Regions from separate parts of the Homo sapiens genome. Here all the other regions are linked to region 1. A link is an interaction called in ENCODE POLR2A ChIA-PET data of the cell type or tissue named here. Cell type or tissue: CD4-positive, alpha-beta T cell. All regions are shown on one strand. Links, peaks and the distances in the headings refer to the core of each region. The heading gives the core; the rest is flanking DNA. Region 1 overlaps DUSP16 (dual specificity phosphatase 16). Region 2 holds the start of LOC105369663 (a long non-coding RNA gene). Region 3 overlaps BORCS5 (BLOC-1 related complex subunit 5).

Region 1 (8,572 bases), core at 3,413-5,912:
TTTGTCCTAGTCAATCCACTAATAAACTTCTGCAAAGCGCCTACCAAAGCCATACCACTCAATCAGGTTCTGCCTGCTCAGTGACAGAGTTCACGGCAATGTAAGGTCCTGTATTCAGATTGTCTGATTCCCAAACCAGGGCTTCTACTACTGGGTTGCCCTGTTTTCCCTAAGTACTTGTTCCCATAATGGAACTGGACTGGGAAAGAATGATGCCAATTGTCCATGAGGGTACCCAGGTGGCACAGAAAGTGGAAATCCGAGAACAAGAGCAAGTTGATTCCAACAATGGCACTGGGTCTCTGAGTCTGATTGGCTCCTCTCAAAGAGATAAAATCCGGATGGGACAAAGCAGTTATCTGGGTTAGCAGATCAAGGGACAAAAGGAGGGAGAAGTCAGCAAACATGCAAAAGTTGAATTAGAAAGTTCTCATCTTTGCTTCCCCTCAGCCAATTCTCATAAACCCAAAGACAGGTTACAACAAACAGTTCTACAGAGCAGAGAATGTCATTCTTGCCCAGAGAATCAGAGCTTAGTTACAGATATAAAAAGACCCTTTCCCTGACCAAGAAAGGCTCTGGTCAAAGTGACTCTAAGCTGAGGATGTAAGTGAAGCATAGGGGTAAAAGTGAAGTGAGGGTGAAGTTCCATTCTTTCAGTGCTGTACTGAGGCCAGCTGGAGTCCTCCTGGTAGGACTTCATGCCCAAGGTCTAATTCTCTGTAGTGCTAAATGGGTGAGGTGAGAGGCAGAGCCCTGCCAAGGGATCATGGAGGGTAAAGTAACAATGGCCTTAATCTCTTTCATTTACAGTTAGAGAATTTTGGTTAAATCTCCATCACTGGCTATGAGTCTAATTTTAAAAATTTCTCTGTAGTTACTGTTTTGTTTTCAAAATCCTTTGCATTAGGTAAGATTTGAAAGATGACAAGAGAATATTTTGCTTGCAACATCACCAAGCTAATCTTACCCAGAATTTCTATAAGTCAAGGGGAATAAAAATTTTTACAATGAACCACAAAGGCTCAAGTCCATAGAACAAAATCCAGAGCAGACCAGCTTTGCTATTTATCTATTTATTTAGCCAGCTGCTAAAGTTGAAATACTTTCTTTAGATTTTTAAATAGGTAATATATTCATATGGTTCAAAAAAAGTCTAAAAATGTATACATAGTATGAACGTGTACAGTTTATTGTGTCACTTATACATCAATAAAGGTGTTTAAAATTGCCACGATATTGAAACTTCAGCAAATACATTTAAATAAAAAAAAACTAAATATATTCATAATCCTTCTTCTACCATTATCCTCCATCTGCCTGGGTCCCAACCCTGCCCTCTAACTGGTAACAACTTTTAGTAGTCTCATCTAATTTATTCCAAAGATTTTTTTAAATTAATATAGAATGAAGCACAAATATACACACTTTTCCTTCTCTTTGTTCAAATGGTTACAAAGTATAGACACTGTCTTGCATCTTGCTTTTTCTTTCACTTACAGTACTTGAATCTCATTTTTTTCAACATTTAATTAGAAAATGAATCAATCTATATTTCCATGGGCCTTGCATATATGCATGTCTGGAAATCTAAATAAAACATGTAGAAATTCTTTTTTTTTTTTGAGACAGAGTTTCACTCTTATTGCCCAGGCTGGAGTGCAATGGCGCATCTCGGCTCACCGCAACCTCCACCTCCCAGGTTCAAGCGATTCTCCTGCCTCAGCCTCTCCAGTAGCTGGGATTACAGGCATGCGCCACCACACCCGGCTAATTTTGTATTTCTAGTAGAGATGGGGTTTCTCCATGTCAGGCTGGTCTCGAACTCCCGACCTCAGGTAATCCACCTGCCTTGGCCTCCCAAAGTGCTGGGATTACAGGTGTGAGCCACTGCATCCGGCGAAATTCTTAAACTTAAAAGATAACTCCAGCTGGGCATAGTAGCTCATGACTGTAATCCAAGCACTTTGGAAGGCCAAGGCAGGAGGATCACTTGAGTCCAAGAGTTCAAGACCAGCCTGAGCAACACAGTGAGACCCTATCTCTACAAAAAATTAAAAATATATGTATACACACACACACACACACACACACACACACAATTTTCCCCCCTAGAATTACATACTAGAGTACCTAAGAAGCTGACAAGTAACTCATAATAGTGTGCTCAAAAGGTTAGCAAATTAAATGCTGGGGGTCACCACAGCTGGCCTGTTTTATGACATACTAGTTAGAGAGTACCCTCTATAACTACTCTGGCTTAAAAGAAAGTTAAAATGTGATGGTGAACATTCATGAAGTTATGGAAATTATCTTTTAAAGGATAACCTAAAGTCAGCAAGGCAGTATTTATCAAACTGAAGACTGGTAACCTTAATCAGGGCTACTACACAAAAAACTGCAAAGTATCCCAAGTTCAAAATAAAGGTTTTAAAAGACTATCTAGGAATAAAGATAAACTGAGTCAACATCTTAGTATAACAAAATGACTACAGATCATGGAAGAAAATCAGCAAATCTCCTAAAGAAATACCATTTCTGGTATATTTTTACCTTTCAGCAAATGATTTATGTTTTATATTTTATAATATTTAACACAAGTTGTATAACAACTTTCCCCCTTTAATATACAATTTTGTCTGTTTTTATATGTAATTTATTTTTATTTAGATTCCATTTGGTTACTTATGGAAATGTATTTATGACTATAACAGAAATCACTGGAGTTTTATTTCTTGAAATTCACTCTATATCCAACTCTGCACAAATACGGTGTATCAATGAAGTATGCTACTGAATAAGTTATGTTTAAGAACTGTAAGTCTATTTTTATGTTAAAGTGAACAGGTAGGGCCTGTTTCAACTAAGAGAACAACATAAAGTCTGTATAAAACCAGTATTTGCCATTAATTACTTAAAAGGAAAATGTTTTGTTTCGATTTTTATTACTTGTACACTTCAAAATTTGTGCCTAGCCAGAGAATCCTTTTTTTAAGATTATTTTTACGTGATTATATTAAGGATCTTCTTCTGCTTCCCAGATGATTTTTCTCTTCAACTTCCCAAACATGATCCTGGGTTCTAGGTCAGTCATACTGACACTGACTATATCCCACTCAGAAAAAAAGTGATAATCGCTCACACACACAATTTTTTTCTTTCTACCCATGGGTTATTTTCTGCTGGCAGCAATAGTTTCATCTGCTACTGCTACTGCTGCCCTAAAACACCCACTCCCAAGGCCTGCATCAAGGCCCACAGCAGGGGATGGGGCTCCAGGAGGAAGCGGGGGGTCCCACTCAGAGAGGCACAACTCCATTTTAAACATTTTCTTTTACAAAGAGAAATTATCAGGGAAAGGAAAAGGATCCCATAGCTATGGGGTGCTTAACAGGCCTGTTGAGTGAGGAGAGGGATTTAGTTTTATTTGGTTGGGCTAGAGCTCAAGTTCAAATTCTCAGTTTATGGAAAGGATATAATCAGGTGAGAAGTTTACTTTTATTAAACTACAAGCCTGACTTAAATTTTTTCCCTCCAACAAAACTGAAGAAACAGGCAACAAGATATACCGAAATGCCTTTCAATAGAGCCCTAAACACAGGCTTTCAATAACAGGAAAAAAACCAATCAAAAGGGAAAAAAGGAGACTATCATATCTGCAAGCAAACAAGAACTCCTTAGACTTTGACTGCCTCAATGCTACACAGATTAAAGCAACTTTATCTCATAAGCTGTGGGTTAAGATAAACTTGATAGAAATTCTGAGCTCTGGTATTTGGCAAATATATTCAATTAAAAAAATAAAAACAAACACAAAAAACCACCCTCACCAAAATCAAGAAAGCTAAGAACTTGGTGCGGCAAACCACCATGGCATGTGTATACCTATGAAACAAACCTGCATGTTCTGCACATGTACCCCAGAACTTAAAAGTATAATATATACTTTATAATATGTACTTTTATTTATAAAAGTATAAAACAAAGTAAAACTACAAACTTAATGTGCTTTTTAGCTGCCTATTAATGTCTGATCATATTTCCTTACCCAAAAATTGAGGACACATATTCTGACAAGTGATGGCAATAATGAGACTGCTTGAAGCAAAACTATTTAGATGATACTAGACCTGGAGACAGCAGTTATCCGCACCGTAGAACCCAGTTGCCTCGCACTGACATACCACACTGTTGAAAGCCGCCCCTCCAATCAGAGGTTCAGGTTGTTTACATACATCTCAAGGACCCACAGATAAAGGCTGGAATAGCAGTCAGCCTTCAAAGACTACCTATAATGCCTGCGCTTTTAGGCACAGGCCAGCCCAGGCAGAGGCCAAATCTGTGAGAAGCCTTCACCAAAGTTTCTGTTCAGGGCAAGGAGCACTCCCCTCCTGGTATTGGCTCAATCAGAGCTCTTGTCTTTTTCTTAGTACTGCTTCCTGTTTATGATCACCTGTTTCACCCGCTTCCCCTTCCCTGACCCACCTGAGCTCTCCTCCTCCTTCCCCCTCCCAACCTTCCTCTTTCCCTCTGCCACCCATGTATGTATCCTAGACACACTCCTCCTGGCCCACAGGCTCCTTCACCTACCCCTCTACACTTAATGCTTCCTCCAGACACGCTGCCTGAAAACTCAGGACCCTACCTACTGGGAGAGGGGCCGGTGTATGGAGGTGGTCTTGGGAGGGTAGAAATGGAAGGATCCCTGGATGAAGTTACTGGGCAAGAGGAAATACGGCCAGGGATTGGCTTAATCTGAGAATTGAGGAGAAAATGTTTTAGAAGGGTATTTTCAGTAAAGGTAGGCTGGAGGCAGGAGAAGAAAGATTTAGAACAAGCCAAACAGAGGTCAGATGGGGATTAATTCGTGCATCCTGGTTTTCTTGAACATCTGCCAAATCACTATAATTCATCAGGCCTACTGTAACTAATTCAGTCAACTAACAAGTACTTATTTGGCACCTAATATGTGCCAGGCACTGTGAAAATGTAGCAATAAATGAAAAAAGTATTCATTATAATTTATAAGTTATTAATGTACTGCCTGGTTATAAATTAACAAGGCAAAAATTACTGCCTTTCTGGAGCTTCTAATTTAGTGATGGGGGACACGATCAACAACAAAAACAAAACATTTCCTATGATAGACGCCGATAAGAACTAGGGAGAAAAAATAGAGCAAGAGCAAAGGGTGTGCGGGGGTGGCTGTTAAATTGTAAACAGAGTAGTCACAGAAGGCCTTACCTTGAGAACATGAGAGAGGAGAGTGGTAAGAGACTGAGCTATGTGGATACCTGGAAGATTGTAGCTTTCTGGGGCCAATGAATATACTAGCCAAGATAATGCTGAATTGGGCAAATACCAATAAAAGATGTGGCAGGTGTTCATGCTTTGTTCAGAACTATGGTTATATCTATTGGAAATGATGCATTTCCAGGAAACTGAACTTTTGTTTTTGTTGTTTTTTGAGACAGGGTCTTGCTCTGTCACCCAAGGCTGGAATGCAGTGCTATGATCTCAGTTTACTGCAACCTTCAACTCCTGGGCTCAAGTGATCCTCCCACTTCAGTCTCCCAAGTAACTGGGACCACAGGCATGTGCCACCACACCTGGCTAATTTTTATTTCTTGTAGAGACGGGGTCTCACTGTGTTGCTTAGTCTGGTCTCAAACTCCTGGGCTCAAACAATTCTCATACATTGGCCTCCAAAAGTGCTGGGATTACAGGCGTGAGCCACTGTGCCCGGCCAAACTTTTTAAATTAATGGATAAAACTGTATGTATTTATCATGTACAACACGATATTCTGAAGTAGATATACACTGTGGAATGGTTAATTCTACTAACAAGTGCATTACCACACATAGCCATCATTGTTGTGATGAGAACACTTAACATCCACTCCTTGAATTTTTCAGGAATACTATATATCCTCGTTAACTGTGGTCACCATGCTGTACAATAGATCCTTGAACGTATTTCTCCTAAATAATTATTTACTTTCACCAACATCTCCCCAGGCTTCCCCTCCCCATTAAACATCCCAGCCTTTGGTAACCATTCTACTCTCTACTTCCATGAGATCAACTTTTTCAGCTCCCATATATGAGTGAAATTACACAGTATTTGTCTTCCTGTGTCTTGTTTATTTCACTTAACACAATGTCCTCCAGGTTCATCCATGTTGTAGAAAATGACAGGATTTCCTTATTTTTTAAGGCTGAATAGAATTTCATTGTGTACATATATACCACGTTTTCTTTATTCATTCATATTTTGATAGACGCTTAGGTTGATTCCTTATCTTGGCTATTGTAAATAGCACTGCAATAAACATGGGTATGCAAACATCTCATTTTCTTTACTCAGTAATGGGATTGCTGGATTATATGGTGGTTCTATTTTTAATTTTTTTTGAGGAACCTCCATAGTGTTTTCCATAATGGCTATAAATAGTTCATATTTCCACTAACAGTGTATAAGGGTTTTCCTTTCTCCACATCCTTACCAACACTGATCTTCTGTCTTTTGAAAACAGCCATACTACCAGGAGTGGGATACTATCTTACTGTGGTTTTAATTTGCATTTCTCTGATGATGAGTGATGCTGAGCATTTTTTCATAGACCTGTTGGCCATTTGCATGTTTTCTTTGAAAAATGTCAGGTCTTTCACCCATTTTTCAACCAAGTTACTTGCTTTCTTGCCATTGAGTTGTTGGAGTTCCTGATGTTTTTGAGGTATTAACTATTTATCAGATGTATAGTTTACAAATATTTTCTCCCATTCTGTAGGTTGTCTCTTCACTCTGTTGACTGTTTCCCTTGCAGTGCAGAAGCTTTTTAGCTTGACATAATCCCATTTGTCTATTTTTGCTTTTGTTGTCCATGCTTTTGAGGCAGGCAATTGAACTTTTAGCTTCAGTGTGAAAAAACATATATATAAGAAAATTTAGTACAATTTCTTCCTTAAAACTACAAAGAGAGAAACTGTGGTTCCTATACAGTGCATTTCTTGGCAAAGAAATGAAAAGAAATCCTGTAACAAGAAAGATTACTATTAATGTTAATATTATACATTTTTTCCAACCCCACAAGTGTGTTGTATCTACTAAGAGAATCTTAGTTTTACAACATGGAATGTAGTAAAATATCAAAGACACATTAAGCAAGATATATGTGTGAAAAAAGTCTATACAAGGAGGTAGTTTAAAGGATCTTTACATTAAAAATTTTTTAAATGCTTTCAAGGTTCTCTCCTTGTCAGAAGGATCAAATACTTAACACAAGGCCTTTACAAGTTAGATTACTATATTGAAGGGGTTGATAACACTAAAATAAGTTTATAATCTTTATCTATTAATATATGCACCCCCTCCTTTAGTCCACACCAGCCCCAGAACAACAAAATTCCAATACATGAAAGATATAGTATACTTTGTTGACAAAGAACTAATTGACTAAAGGTATTAAGACCAGAGTAAACATCTGAACAATTTGGAACACAGTCTAAGGGGAGAGGGGTTATAATTTAATTTTTCCAAACAGGACTGGAAGGCTCTAGGAGCAAGCAATGGAATGCAACACCGACACCAAACTTCTCACCCACCTGCACTCAAGCTCAAGCTCACAATAGTAATATTCCATAATTTAATCTATTTTAAATCTCTTAGTACTAAAATAAATAAAATTAGAATGCTGAACTACATTCTCCTGAAGATAATTTCAAAATGGCTCACAGAATAAATTCAAAGTGACTTATGGCTGGGCATGGTGACTCATGCCTGTAATCCCAGCACTTTTTCCCAGAATTTTTCCAATGCCAAAAGTGTGTTGTATCTACTAAGAGAATCTTAGTTTTACAATATGGAACGTAGTAAAATATCAAATACATGTTAAGCAAGACATATGCATGAAAAAAGTCTACACAACAAGGAGGTAGTTTCAAGAATCTCCTTTAAACTACTTTTGGGAGGCCGAGGTGGGTGGATCACTTGAGGTCAGGAGTTCAAGACCAGTCTGGCCAACAGGGCGAAACCCCGTCTCTACTAAAAATACAAAAATTCACCAGATGTGGTGGCATGGGCCTGTAATCCCGGCTACTCGGGAGGCTGAGGCAGGAGAATCGCTTGAACTTGGGAGGTGGACACTGCAGTGAGCCGAGATCACACCACTGCACTCCAACCTGGATGACAGCGTGAGACTCATCTTAAAACAAGGCCGGGCGCGGTGGCTCACGCCTGTAATCCCAGCACTTTGGGAGGCCGAGGCGGGTGGATCATGAGGTCAGGAGATCGAGACCATCCTGGCTAACAAGGTGAAACCCCGTCTCTACTAAAAATACAGAAAATTAGCCGGGCGCGGTGGCGGGCGCCTGTGGTCCCAGCTACTCGGGAGGCTGAGGCAGGAGAATGGCGTGAACCCGGGAAGCGGAGCTTGCAGTGAGCCGAGATTGCGCCACTGCAGTCCGCAGTCCGGCCTGGGCGACAGAGCGAGACTCCGTCTCAAAAAAAAAACAAAACAAAGTGACTTACAAGAAAGTGCTTTATCTTTCAGTTAAAATACACATGAAAAA
Region 2 (4,407 bases), core at 1,908-4,407, 200 kb after region 1:
CTGTGTATATAGTTTTTACCTTTTATGTAGCACATAAACTTTGGGGAAGGGAGGGCAGGGTGGGGCTGAGGAACTGACGTGGAGCGGGGTATGAAGAGCTTGCTTTGATTTACAGCAAGTAGATAAATATTTGACTTGCATGAAGAGAAGCAATTTTGGGGAAGGGTTTGAATTGTTTTCTTTAAAGATGTAATGTCCCTTTCAGAGACAGCTGATACTTCATTTAAAAAAATCACAAAAATTTGAACACTGGCTAAAGATAATTGCTATTTATTTTTACAAGAAGTTTATTCTCATTTGGGAGATCTGGTGATCTCCCAAGCTATCTAAAGTTTGTTAGATAGCTGCATGTGGCTTTTTTAAAAAAGCAACAGAAACCTATCCTCACTGCCCTCCCCAGTCTCTCTTAAAGTTGGAATTTACCAGTTAATTACTCAGCAGAATGGTGATCACTCCAGGTAGTTTGGGGCAAAAATCCGAGGTGCTTGGGAGTTTTGAATGTTAAGAATTGACCATCTGCTTTTATTAAATTTGTTGACAAAATTTTCTCATTTTCTTTTCACTTCGGGCTGTGTAAACACAGTCAAAATAATTCTAAATCCCTCGATATTTTTAAAGATCTGTAAGTAACTTCACATTAAAAAATGAAATATTTTTTAATTTAAAGCTTACTCTGTCCATTTATCCACAGGAAAGTGTTATTTTTCAAGGAAGGTTCATGTAGAGAAAAGCACACTTGTAGGATAAGTGAAATGGATACTACATCTTTAAACAGTATTTCATTGCCTGTGTATGGAAAAACCATTTGAAGTGTACCTGTGTACATAACTCTGTAAAAACACTGAAAAATTATACTAACTTATTTATGTTAAAAGATTTTTTTTAATCTAGACAATATACAAGCCAAAGTGGCATGTTTTGTGCATTTGTAAATGCTGTGTTGGGTAGAATAGGTTTTCCCCTCTTTTGTTAAATAATATGGCTATGCTTAAAAGGTTGCATACTGAGCCAAGTATAATTTTTTGTAATGTGTGAAAAAGATGCCAATTATTGTTACACATTAAGTAATCAATAAAGAAAACTTCCATAGCTATTCATTGAGTCAAATTGTAATGTGCTTTACCAAACAAGGTATTTGACCTGGCATTCTAGTCATATTTACACAAATGTAAATGTGAAGTGGCAAATACCTAGGTAATTCAGGCCCACAACTCAGATGATGTTTTATGTAGTCCGAATGTAGTTAGCAGTTACTGTTTTCCACTTAGCTCTGTGTGGGAGGACAAAACTTTAGAAGGTGAAAATGGAAAAGCTACATTTTCATATGAATAAGGTTGTCAAAAGTCTGCATTAGTAAAAATATTTATGTCTTCTAGGATATGAATGTGTCAAAACCAAAGAATCCTTACATAAGTGTACACTGACACATTTGCAGGATTGAAAATGAAAGTAACATGGTGACTTCTCTAAATTCTGTATTTACACATGAGAAGTGTGAGGAATTAAAGCAATTGTTTGGACCATCTAATGTATAAATCTTGTTTAAAATATTCAAACATATGGGCCCTTAAGAAATTGGTGTGCACTCTACGTAGCTATTTTTGAAATTTAACTGGTCATACAAAAATTCTTTCAATTTCTATATTTAGAAACGGGGTATTTCCTTGTTATAATCTACACAACCAAAAACTGGCTAATGTAAGTAACCAAATCTGAGGATTTTGAGTCTCCATAGCCATACAGCAGATATACAGTTTTTACCTAAGGAAAAAAGTATAAGACAAGACATTTTAAAGTCAGATTACTAAAATGATTCCTGTAATTCCACATTCTCAAGAAAAAATGTGTTTAAGGTGTAATAGTAAATTCTTATAGGACTTATTCTAGTAAGTGGGTAAATCGTAAAAATCTAAATTTGGGTTAAATTTTTTCGCTCAAATACCTACATTTCCTTTATCGTACCCCAAAAGGAGCTCTCAAAGAGTAGTTTGAACAGTTTTTGACCCGAAGATTTTTTTTTTTTTTTTTTTTTTTTGAGCAGGTTGGACTCTTCGGCTTCCTGGAAGGGAAAAATAGGTCCTTTAGTGGCTGGGCTACATCTTTCAAGTAGGTATTATTTTAATGAAAGACTAGAGGTGTTTTGTGATTTTGTTTGAAACTCGCATCCAAGAGTGTTTTTCGAAAACAGACTGAAGGAGCAAGAAAAACAATTCGAAATAGGAAGGAGAGGAGGGTCAGAAAATAATGAAATTAAAGTTCCTCTGAGTAAAAAAAGATAATTCAGAAAGTGTCTCTAACAGAATAAAAAATATCGCCTGGATTGCTGCAGGCACCCCAGTCTCCTTTCCTAAAGAGGTCTCTTTAAACAGAATTTTGAGAGATTGCGTTTTAGTTATGCGGGCCAGGGAGAAGTGGATGCTCGCCGCGCCAGGCACGTCCACAGGAACGCAGCCCCGAGTCACCGTGTCCTTCGTCCTTTACCCGCCTGTGTCAAGCCTCCCAAAATGACCCGCAGTTCAGCTCGTCCTTCGCCGTGAACGTCCCTTTGCGGGGTTGCGGCCGCCGTCGCCCGCCACCCCTTGCCCCACTACCCAAGCCACTGCGCCGTCGTCTCCCCAAACTGCCCCGCAGTTCCGCGCCCGCCCGCCGCGGCAGTTGCGGGGTCGGGCTGGCTGGTGCCTCGGGACGAGAAGGCCATCAAGTGTTGCTCCCTCATCTGTAACGTGCAGCCCCCCGCACTGTCGCCGTCGTCGCGCGCAGTTCCCGCGCCCGGGCGGCCGCGCCTCCGCCGCGCAGCCGGGCTGGGCGGTTTCTCAGAAACTTTCCTCCCTCCTCCTCTCCTCTGCGCTGAGAAAGCAGCGAAAGCTCCCACTCCTCTCCGCAAACGGACTCTCCACCTGAGTAACCGGCCGCCTCCCCGGCCGTGGGGATATCGGAGCTAAGGGGAGAGCCTTCCCGAGTTCGCCGACCCTCCGGCGCTGCAGCCCGCTCCCACCCCTACCCTGGGCTCCAATGATCCGCAGCCCCGCGCATTTCGAAAGCCCGCCCGGCTCGCCGGCGCCTGGGGAGGGCCACGGCGGCGCGCAGCCCGGGCCCCGCACCACGGCCGCCCGCGTGGGTCCCCTCTGCCCTCACCCCCGCTCGGCAACGTGCCCCCATCGCAACCCCGGCCGCCCGGCGCGGGGGCCTGGGACGGGGAAGAACTGGGGAAATGTGGGTTTGGGGGCGTGTTTGGGGGACTCCGGGAGCGTGGGCTTCACAGGCGAGGAGCGGGGCGAGAGGCCTCTCAGGCCGGGGTGCGCCCACCGCCCCGGCCTCAGGGAGCGACTTTCCCGGAGGCCGGGGGACGCTGCCTTCGCCATTTCATCTTCATCATCACAGCGCCCACACTTGCTCTTCTCTCAAGCTCTTTGCACAGAAAAAGTGATTCTAAATCTCCTCTAGGATCTCCTGTCTGGTGTTCAGAGTATGAATTTCTTTTTAAAACTTGCTGTGTCTTTCACCTGGGCCACACCCTACGCCCACCCACCCCCTCTCAGCCAAAAGGGAGGTAAAAAATCCTGCGGGCCCAGCTGGGGGTGGGGAAGGGGCCCACAGTCCCGCTGGAAAACCTCAGCGGCCACCTCCCGGATCCGGGCTGGCCTGGGGACTGGGGTGGGATGGGGTGGGGTCCGCCTCAGGCCGACCCCGCAGAACCGAAAGTGCCGAGTTGACACGTAAGGCCCAGCCCCTCTGCGGCCGCCCGCGCGCCCGGCCTGTCACGCGTGGGGACACTGAGCAGCAGGCATCGGAGCGAGCAGTACAAAAAGAAATCAAGGCGTTGGGCGCGAAACCTCGACGCGCCTCTAAAGGAACGTTGAGAAAAGGCAGGGAGCAGGGCGCGCGGCCGGGGGATTGCATCATTGCGGCTCCCCCTCCAGAAAACGGGCCCCGAACCGCGGCGACCATCATGGCGCTCGCGCCGGGCTGCGCTCCCCGCGCGCCTGCCCCGCGCTCCGGCCGCGGCCCCGGAGCCTCGGACGCGCATTTCACAAACATTCTCGCCCTCTCCCGAGCGCCCGCCCCCACCCCCTCCTTCTTTCTGTGTGTGTGTGCGTACGTGTGTGCGTGTGTGCGCGCGCGTATTTGTGTGTAGGGAGAACTTGCAGATGATTTTTTTTTTCCCTCCCGTGCTGCTGGTTGTAAACTTGATTGGCATTGGCTGCGCCCACTGACCCCGACGCTGAGTCCGCTGAAGATTTAAGGTGGATCCGAGAAGCTGCAGCTTCAGGCGGAGTCTCGCGCTCTAGTCGGTTTTGGGAAGAGAAAAAAAAAAAAAAAAGCCCCGAACCGGGCGCCCGCCGCGTTTGCCGAATCTCCCGCGGCCCCAGCCCCCGCGCCCGCCCGGGGCCCCTCCCCGCCTCGCGC
Region 3 (8,572 bases), core at 2,628-5,127, 86 kb before region 1:
CCAGATTTCATCTCAAAAAAAAAAAAAAAAAAAACGAAAAACAACAACAAAAACCTCTAATCCATATCTGTTGTTTTGCAGTTTAGTAAAGTGTGGTACGGAGAGATTAACTGACTAGCTCTATATCAGAGAGCTGGGGAAAGTGTTTTGTAGCTGGAAGTACCAGACAGAGCTTCTCATTATAGCACATTTTCAAGACTTCAGAGCAGTGTTTGTCAGCCCTGGTTACATGTTAAAATTACTCGGAAGTTTTTTCCTCCAATATATATGATGGGAAATTTTACACATATACTGAAGAAGACAGGGTAAAAGAAGGCGGAGTAACACAGTGAACCTTAATGTACTCATTACCAGCCACTACAATCATCAGCTTGCAAATACTCCTGTTTTATCCATATCCCCACTCCCTGCCACCCTCAACTGTATATTTTATAGTAAATCCCCAGACATTATTTCATTCATAAATATTTAAGTATATATCTTTAAAAGTGAAGGATTCTTTTAAAAAATAACTTTTAAATTTGAATTAATTTTAGACTTGGAGGAAAGTCACAGAAATAATTTGAGAGTACCTATATACCCTGCCCCATGCAGCTTCCCCTAAAGTTAACACTTTACATAACCTTCGTACAATGATCAAAACCAGGAAATTAGCTTGGTACAATACTAGCAATTAAATGGAGGCCTTATTTTGAATTTTACCAGTAATTCCACGAATGAATGACTGAGTCGTTTTGAAAGATGTAGTTATAATGCTGTTATACCTAAAATATTTAACAATGATACCTTAATTCATTCAGCATAGCTGAGGTGCTGTTAAGAAAATTCTGATGTCTGGGTCTCACTCCGAACCGATTAGATCAAAATCTTTGAAGGGTGATAGGGTTAGGGCGGTGGGATGTTGGGTATTGGTATTTATGAAGGTGCTCTAGGTGATTCTAGTATGTAACCAGGGGAGAACCAGTGTTTTGGAGCATTCATTTAAAAATAAACTGACTTTGGCGGGCGACATGGCTCATGCCTGTAATCCCAGCACTTTCGGAGGCCAAGGCAGGTGGATTGTTTGAGCCCAGGAGTTCAAGACCAGCCTGGGCAACATGGTGAAACCCCATCTCTACAAAAAAGACCAAGAAAAAAAACAAACAGGCATGGTGGTGCGTGCCTGTAGTCCCAGCTACTTGGGAGGTGAGAAGATGGTTTGAGCTCAGGAGGCAGAGGTTGCGGTGAGCCGAGATCTCCACTCCAGTCTGGGCTACAGAGCAAGACCCTGTCTCAAAAAATAAAATAAACAGTTTAAAATTCTGTTTGAAGAACTTTGGGATTCACTTTGAATAGTCAGTAATTACCCAGGATTATTGCAAAACAGAGACCAGCACTCACAGTACTGAGCAATACCTCAGCAGCGTGCTCGGGCAGAGGAGGTGAGTGCAGTTTTGGGGCTTTCATTGGTGGCGTAATGTGTCCGTCTTATCTCTGTTGGTGAGTGTTAGCAAACTCCTGAATCATATCCGTCCGTCTATGTTCACCTCAGACCTAAGGGTTGAAATTAGTCACTTCCAAATGAGTAAAGCAGAGGATGTCATTTTGATCAAACACCAACTCTCTGATATTATTCCAGATGTTTCCTGGAAATTTGGTTGGAAAGATGAGGAAGTAACATAATGCTATGTGTTGACAAGTGAGGGAACTTAATAACCATGGAGAATATGTGTTAGTGGAAGTATATAACCGGGATCAACTAGAGGTCCCTAAGATTACAGTACCTGTGATCACTTAAGTCTGGATCAAAGGGAAACATGGCTATAACTATTTCTGATTCAGATAAAGGAAAATCAGAGAGTTAGCTCAGCTTTCCTTATGTTAAATTTGGATGATGCTCTTGAATGAAAAGCTTATGTTTATAGATTTGTGTATGTGAGGGAGAAGAACGGAGGTAATTTACTTTGCAATCAGGGAGTCTAGTGACATACCTTAACTACTAGTTTCTTTAATGGCGATAGGCTGACCCCTCAGCCAGCACTGTTGAGCAGCTATTGCAGACCCACCTAGTGGGGAGGTCCTTTGGGGGTTCCAGAGACATGTAACATGGTCCTTGCTCTTTGAGAGTTTAGCCTCGCTGAGGGAATGAAGATATACAGAACAGAAATATGAAAAAGGCACTGTTGAAGGGGAATGCTCATTTGTTATTTATAACTAAAGTTCTGTAAGAGTTAAAGATTGGGATATCCTGGAGCAGACGGGGTTTAAGCTAGGTCTTTGAAAAAAAAAAAAAAACCAGGATTTGGGAAATGAGAGGAAGAGGGGGGCATTGCTGCAGGGGAACAGCTTGACAGTCTTAGAAGAAAATTAACTTTGGGGCTTCAGGGACACTGAAGAAACTGGCCTGAGTTTCAGTGAGCTTGCTCAGAGAAATCTCTGCATTAAGAACCACAGAATGTTGGAATTGGAAGGACCTTAGAGACCCTCTGGTCCAGTGCTCTCATTATTCAGATGCAGAAATTAAAGGCTTTTACAGAAAGTAAGCACTTCGCCCAGGTCACACAGTGAGGTAGTGGCCAAAATTAAGTTAAAAGTGGATGAAGATCAAAGGGGATTTTTTGTTATGCAGGTGGTGCACTTGAACATGTTTACAGGATGAGGGGGAAGAGGCAGATGAGACAAGATCAAAGATGAAGGAGAAAGGGGGATTCTTAGAGCAAGATCCCTGAGGAGGCAAGAGTTGGAGCCTTGTGGGACATCTGTTCTGAGAGAACAGGGAGGACGCAGGCAAGTTTATGACAGGAGGGTCCCTGGCACAGATCGGTCACACCCAGCAGCTTGTATCCTCTGTGGAGAAGAGGGAGGTCATTTGTTGAGTGGTCATGGTGACTGGGTACAGTAATGAGTGCCATTAGGCATTGAGGGCTCAGCTGAGGCAGGGCAACTTGTATTTGCTCTTTGTATTTGCAGACAATTTGGCAGAATGGTTCTGAGCGTAAACTCCAGAGCCACACTGCCAAGGTTCAATCCTGGCTCCATCTCTGACTACCTGTGTGACCTCAGGCAAGTCCCTTAATTCTTCTGAGCCTCAGTTTCCTTTTCTGTTCAGTGAGAACAGAATGACATCCACCTCAGGTTTTCGTGAGGGTTCAATGAGTTATTCTTGGTACAGTTCTAGGGACCACGCCTGCCATGTAGTAGACACTGTAGTGTTAGCTCTTTGTTATTGCTTTAAATATAAATGATGACTAAGGAGAAAGGCCTATCCTAATTGCCATGAATTGGCCCATTTGAAATTACTTGATACCAGCAGCTGTCTAAATATTGCCCCATTTTAAGTTCTGCTCTTAACAACCCAAGTATAAGCACTAAATAGAGGCAAGGCAAAAAAAAAATTTTTTTTTTTTTAAGCCCACTGTGGTTTCCTTCAAACCCTGCAGGATTTCTTTCATGCCATGAATATGTAGTTTTTGGAATTTCTGTAGTGAATTTAACTGTTTATTCTGCTTTGTGGATAGCATACTCGTGCCTGGGGAACATGGGTCTTGAGAAATGTGAAGCTGGATGGTGGCAAACCATTAGTCCTTGGCTTCTAGGCTGTGGATACATGGCTGCCTCTGATTTGGGGGATTTCCTGTATATTGCCTCATTTCTAGTTAAGGATTCAAGTTGACAGACACTTAGTTTTAGGTTACATCTATCATTGAAATGTGGGGTAACTGAAAAGCCAACCAGAAAGGAGTGTGCTTCCTCCCCAGGTGTGGTTTCCCTGGGGGCGAGGGATGAGGCTGGTGGCAAATACGCAGCCCCAGGAAGATGCAGCACAGACTTTTGGAGCTTCTCTTGTCACTTCCCTGGGTCTTACTTCTGCCTCATTCTAGTTGCTGTCAGTGGGTAAATGTGTTCATAGATTAGAACAAGTTGCAGCACAGACTTTTGGAGCTTCTCTTGTCACTGCCCTGGGTCTTATTTCTGCCTCATTCTAGTTGCTGTCAGTGGGTAAATGTGTCATAGATTAGAACGCCTTTGTAACTAAGATAAAGCCACAAGCTTTATTTTGTTACAGTTCCTGTGTGCTTGCTTGAAGGCCTTGAGAGTACATTCATGATATGATTCTAGTAACTCCTGTTTTAATTCTTAGATGTGTTGATAAGCATAGTGTATTGACATAAACCAGTATGAAGCATGGAGGGGGTTCAGATGAACTGGTAAGAAAAACTTGCAATCCTTGGAAAGCCATATGATTACACAGGATTATGAAGAGGCCCTAAGGTTTCTCTAATTTAGCCCTTTCATTGTGCAAATAAAGAAACCAAGGATCTTCGAGTGTATATGGGATTTGCTGGGTATCTTTCCATTAGATAATGACTAAGATGGTATTAGAAGGTGAGTCATCTTTTCCACTGCACCATACTACTTATGTTCTGCCTCTTTGGAGTCCTTCATTTCATTTTTGGTTATTCCTTTTTTTACATGGTAGGTCCTCAACTGGTGTTTGAAGGAATGCACGAGAGTTGCCATTCATGGGCCTGCACACAGGGCTGGGCAGGGATTTCTTTCTGTCATCGGTACCGTAATGTTTAAGACCCAGCTGGAGTCATTTTCCAAGTATTTGACCTGACTTCCTGTACTGTGTGTCCTCCCAGGGAGAGAGACTGATCCAGATTAAATGAGTAGTTCCGAGTGTTGCACAGAGCATCACTGTCTGAACTGGCATTAGCATTCACTTTGAGCTCCTTTGGTTAAAAGCCTGGTTAGCGTGAGCTGTTGGCCAGGTGAAACTGTTGCTATCGCCCTGACACTGTGAACCGAATCTCCTTTAAATGACAACATTGTTAGAGTCCTGTGGCCGCTTTTAAATATATTTTGGCTTCAGTTGCTTCTTTCTTGACCTGAAATTATAAAATGAGTTGGGAGTACCTATTGCAAAGCTGCAAATTTTGACAAGAACATTGAGATGTCGGCTTCTTTTTGCTGAAATCCTGAGGCAAGACATTTCAAGAAAATTTTATGTTCCCATAGAATGTCACAAGTTACTCTGGCATCAATTCCAGGTTGAAACCTTACAGTGTAATTATAGTTTCCCCCCTTCTTGTCCTTTGGGCAACCTTTCTTTTCTGTAAGAAATACAACTGGTCCCCTGGGTGGCAGGAAATCCAGGTGGGGGAGTGGGCTGCTTCTGGTTCGGCGGACTGTAAGGTATGCTGCACAGGGCTTCCTTGGGCCTGGCCCCACACTTCCTTTGCACCAGCACTGTCCTGCCAAAAGCCAGAAATCCTGGAAGAGGGCCGAATCTAGTTTATTACTTGCCTGTTGGAAATGTAGGCTTGTGTTTTTTGGCAAGGCATGAGCAGAGCCCGGTTATTTGACTGCTCTGAGATTTAACTCCATTCCGCTTTTGGACAATGACATATGAGCATGTGTGAACAGCAGCCCCATTTCCCCCCAGTTTGCCTGCCCTAGACATGCCCTCAGACAGCTGGCTCTGCCAGCTTTCCCAGTGCCAGGTTCTAGAGCCCCTGTTCTTCTCCCTCCCCTGCTCATTTCCAGTCCACCAGAGCGGGCAGTGTCAGAGGTCCCATGCAGCCTCCTCTCTTGTGAGGAACCCCAGAGCACCTGTAGTCTCTAAGCCAACTAGCCAGTATTGAGGGCTCCTGGGTTATGGAAATGAAACCAGGGCTGGGAAAAGATATTCCCTGTCCTGTATCACTTCCAATGAAGAGAAACAAGAATTTTAGCAAATTGAACATTGCTGCAGTGCCTAGAACAATGCCTGGCATGTAGTAGATGTTGAATAAATACTTGTTTAATGAACAACTTTATATTCTTCAATTATCTCATCCTAGGGACTGATAAGTTTTCTCATTCTATCAGAGAAAATAAAGGTTATGAGGGTTGCATTAGGTAGAGTAAGCTAGGCTACAGCTGTAAGTAGACTCAAAGATGTGTAATGGATCAAATGCAACAGAAGTTTATTTGTTGCTCTTGTTCAAGGTGGGTGTTTCTGGTTAGCAGGTGACTCTCCTCCATTGAGTTCAGGGACTCAGTTTCCTTCTATCTTGTGGCTCTGCCGTCCCCAAAGACCACCTTGCTGATAGTGTCCAGTGGCAAAAGGGAAAAAAGAGTGGACTAGCACAGTTAGGAGGTTCTTACGGGCCAAACCTATGAGTGTTGCCTATGACTTCGGCTAGAACTCAATTACATGGCCACAGCTAACTCCAAAGAGGCTGGGAAATACAGTCTATTGTGTGCCCAGGGGTACACTAAATTTTGAACATCTGTGTCATCTTCGAACTTAGATTCCTAAAATGCATCTGCAGCCCAGCTTTGAGATTCAGAAGGCCTGATGCAAGGTTCCATGGTAAATTTTGCTTGGTTTAAGTCCTCCTGCCAATGAAAACCAAGTGACATTAGGAACAGATCTAACAATAAGTTAAAAAAAAATCAAGCTATAATAGTTTATATTCAATATGATTTCAACTGTGTTAAATATTCTGTTTGTTTATTTTAGAGCAGGGTTGTCCAATATTTTGGCTTCCCAGCCACATTGGAAGAATTGTCTTGGGCCACACATAAACATATTAATGCTGAGGATAGCTAATGAGCTTAAAAACAACAACAACAAAAAAAACTCATAATATTTTAAGAAAGCTTACAAATTTATATTAGGCCACACTCAAAGCTGTCCTGGACTGCATGCAGCCCACGGCCGAACAATCTTGTTTTAGAGACAGGGTCTCCCTGGTCTCCTTCTGTTGCCCAGGCTGGAGTGCAATACCACAATCATAGCTTCCGGTAGCCTCAAACTCCTGGGCTCAAGTGATCCTCCCACTTCAGCCTCTCAAGTAACCAGGACTACAGGTGTGCCACCTACCTGGCTAATTTTTAAATTTTTTTGTAGAGACAGTGTCTTGCCATATTGCCCAGGCTGGTCTTGAACTCCTGGCCTCAAGCAATCCTCCTACCCACCTCCCCAAAGTGCTGGGATTACAGGTGCGAGTCATCGTGCCTGCCTATGTTAAATATTCTTAATAAATGATTAGACAGAAGGTAACATGACAGTGACTTAATTGTGGTTGCCCTTTAGAGATGAGATTATCAGTGGTATTTTGTTTTAGCCTGCTTCTGTTTTTCTGTATTTTACAAGATTTCTATCTTGAACATGCATTGCTTTTTTTTTTTTTTTTTTTCAATTTGAAATACCTTTTTTTTTTTTTTTTTTTTTTTTTAAACTGATGGGTAGGCTCCATCTTCAGAGATTCTGAGCCAGTGGGTCTGGAGTAGGGCCTGGTACTTGCTCTTTTATTTTTTAATTTAATTTTTTTACAGAGAGTGTCTTGTTCTGTCACTTAGGCCAGAGTGCAGTGGCACAATCATAGCTCACTCCAGCCTCAAACTCCTAGGCTCAAGTGATCCTCCTGCCCCAGCCTCCCCAGTAGCTAGGATTACAGGTGCGTGACACTATGCCCAGCTGACTTTAATTTTTTTTTTTTTTTTTTGTAGAGACAGGGTCTCGCTAGGTTTCCCAGACTGACCTTGAACTCCTGGCCTCAAGCAGTCCTCCCACAATGGCCTCCCAAATGCCAGGATTACAGGCATGAGCCACCATACCTAGCTTCTGTTTTGTTTTGTTTTGTTTTGTTTTCTCACAGTATGTGAATCTCATAAGAGTTCCATCTCCCTGCCTGCAGCTTTTTGACTCACCAGGATAGGAATATGCCTCTGAGAACTTTTTACGCACATGCCTTTACATGTCTGCTTCATTTATGAACTAGTCAGCTCTGTGTCAGGCCCTGTTGTAGGTGTCGAGGAAATATCACTACAAAACAGACAAGAATCCCTCCTTCAGAGACCTTACATTCCATTGTGGACACAGACAATAAACACGGTAAAAAAATAAGATAGATGGCATGTAAGATGGTAAATACAAGAATAAAAAAAAAAAGTAAGGGGATATAAAATGTCAGTAGGGTAGAAATTTTACATGGGGTGACACAGAAGGCCTTCCCAGAAAGGAACTTTTAATATAAAGACCTGCTGGTCAGTACAGAGCTAGCCAGGAGACTCTTCTTTATAACTCTGTCTAGATCTGAAATTTATCAGGTTATTTGACCAATGGCAACCCCAAATCCCAAGATTCTGTTCTTTACTATCACCCTGCTCACTGTCGTGTTTATCTGAATGTTCTGAACTAGAGTCTTATTTGCTATCTCTGTTGTTAGTTGGTAGGAGACTTGCAGATCTATACTCCTTTTAAAAACATCTGAATTGTTTTAGATCTCAGGGACTCCCAAAGGATTTCATCAGGAGGTGTCCCTAAAGCTTGAAGCAGCATTTAATTTTCTTCTGCCCACGTTGACAGACTGACTATAGTATTATAAGACTTTAGTTGACGTCCTGGCGATCCTCCATAGTTTTCATTTACACATGAGTAGAGAGCATTTCACTTGTCTAAGGTCCTTTCACACCATTGCTGGAAACTGCCCATGACAGCCAACCTGCAGCCCAGAGCAAAAGGCATAATGAATGTGGAAGGACTCTGCAGGACCATACGGAGCTATGTAAAAGAAAGGATTATTTTGGGGGTGTAAGA

What was found. ChIA-PET counts read pairs that join two places held together with the same protein. Peaks named below come from ENCODE experiments on the same cell type or tissue, not always from the same donor. Only the 100,000 strongest peaks of a DNase experiment are listed, where the experiment ranks them.
Region 2: POLR2A ChIA-PET joins it to region 1 with 8 read pairs; 5 of 35 experiments call an interaction of 5 or more read pairs at or near these places.
Region 3: POLR2A ChIA-PET joins it to region 1 with 6 read pairs; 7 of 35 experiments call an interaction of 5 or more read pairs at or near these places.

What each region holds. Positions count from the first base shown.
Region 1 is chr12:12,523,662-12,532,233 of GRCh38, forward strand. All of the region lies in intron 1 of DUSP16 (dual specificity phosphatase 16), which reads right to left. Among named protein-coding and RNA genes, the nearest start is that of DUSP16, 35 kb to the right of the region's middle. In CD4-positive, alpha-beta T cell, for the core only: no CTCF peak of the experiment used is centred there; a DNase peak (open chromatin) is centred at 4,420; H3K27ac peaks cover 2,253 bases.
Region 2 is chr12:12,721,277-12,725,683 of GRCh38, forward strand. LOC105369663 (a long non-coding RNA gene) reads right to left here and starts at 3,847. Exons shown (of 2, transcript XR_931366.4): 1 at 1,947-3,847; 2 at 1,628-1,761. It overlaps CDKN1B (cyclin dependent kinase inhibitor 1B), which reads left to right. Exons shown (of 3, transcript NM_004064.5): 3 at 1-1,093. RefSeq lists silencers at 2,482-2,611, 2,682-2,811, 3,022-3,291, 3,552-3,631, 3,972-4,221. In CD4-positive, alpha-beta T cell, for the core only: no CTCF peak of the experiment used is centred there; DNase peaks (open chromatin) are centred at 2,905, 3,885, 4,235 and 4,385; H3K4me3 peaks cover 2,500 bases; H3K27ac peaks cover 2,402 bases.
Region 3 is chr12:12,438,347-12,446,918 of GRCh38, forward strand. The region is part of intron 3 of BORCS5 (BLOC-1 related complex subunit 5); the gene reads left to right. Among named protein-coding and RNA genes, the nearest start is that of BORCS5, 86 kb to the left of the region's middle. RefSeq lists enhancers at 830-2,029, 1,309-1,603, 7,732-7,901. In CD4-positive, alpha-beta T cell, for the core only: no CTCF peak of the experiment used is centred there; DNase peaks (open chromatin) are centred at 3,625 and 4,375; H3K27ac peaks cover 2,500 bases.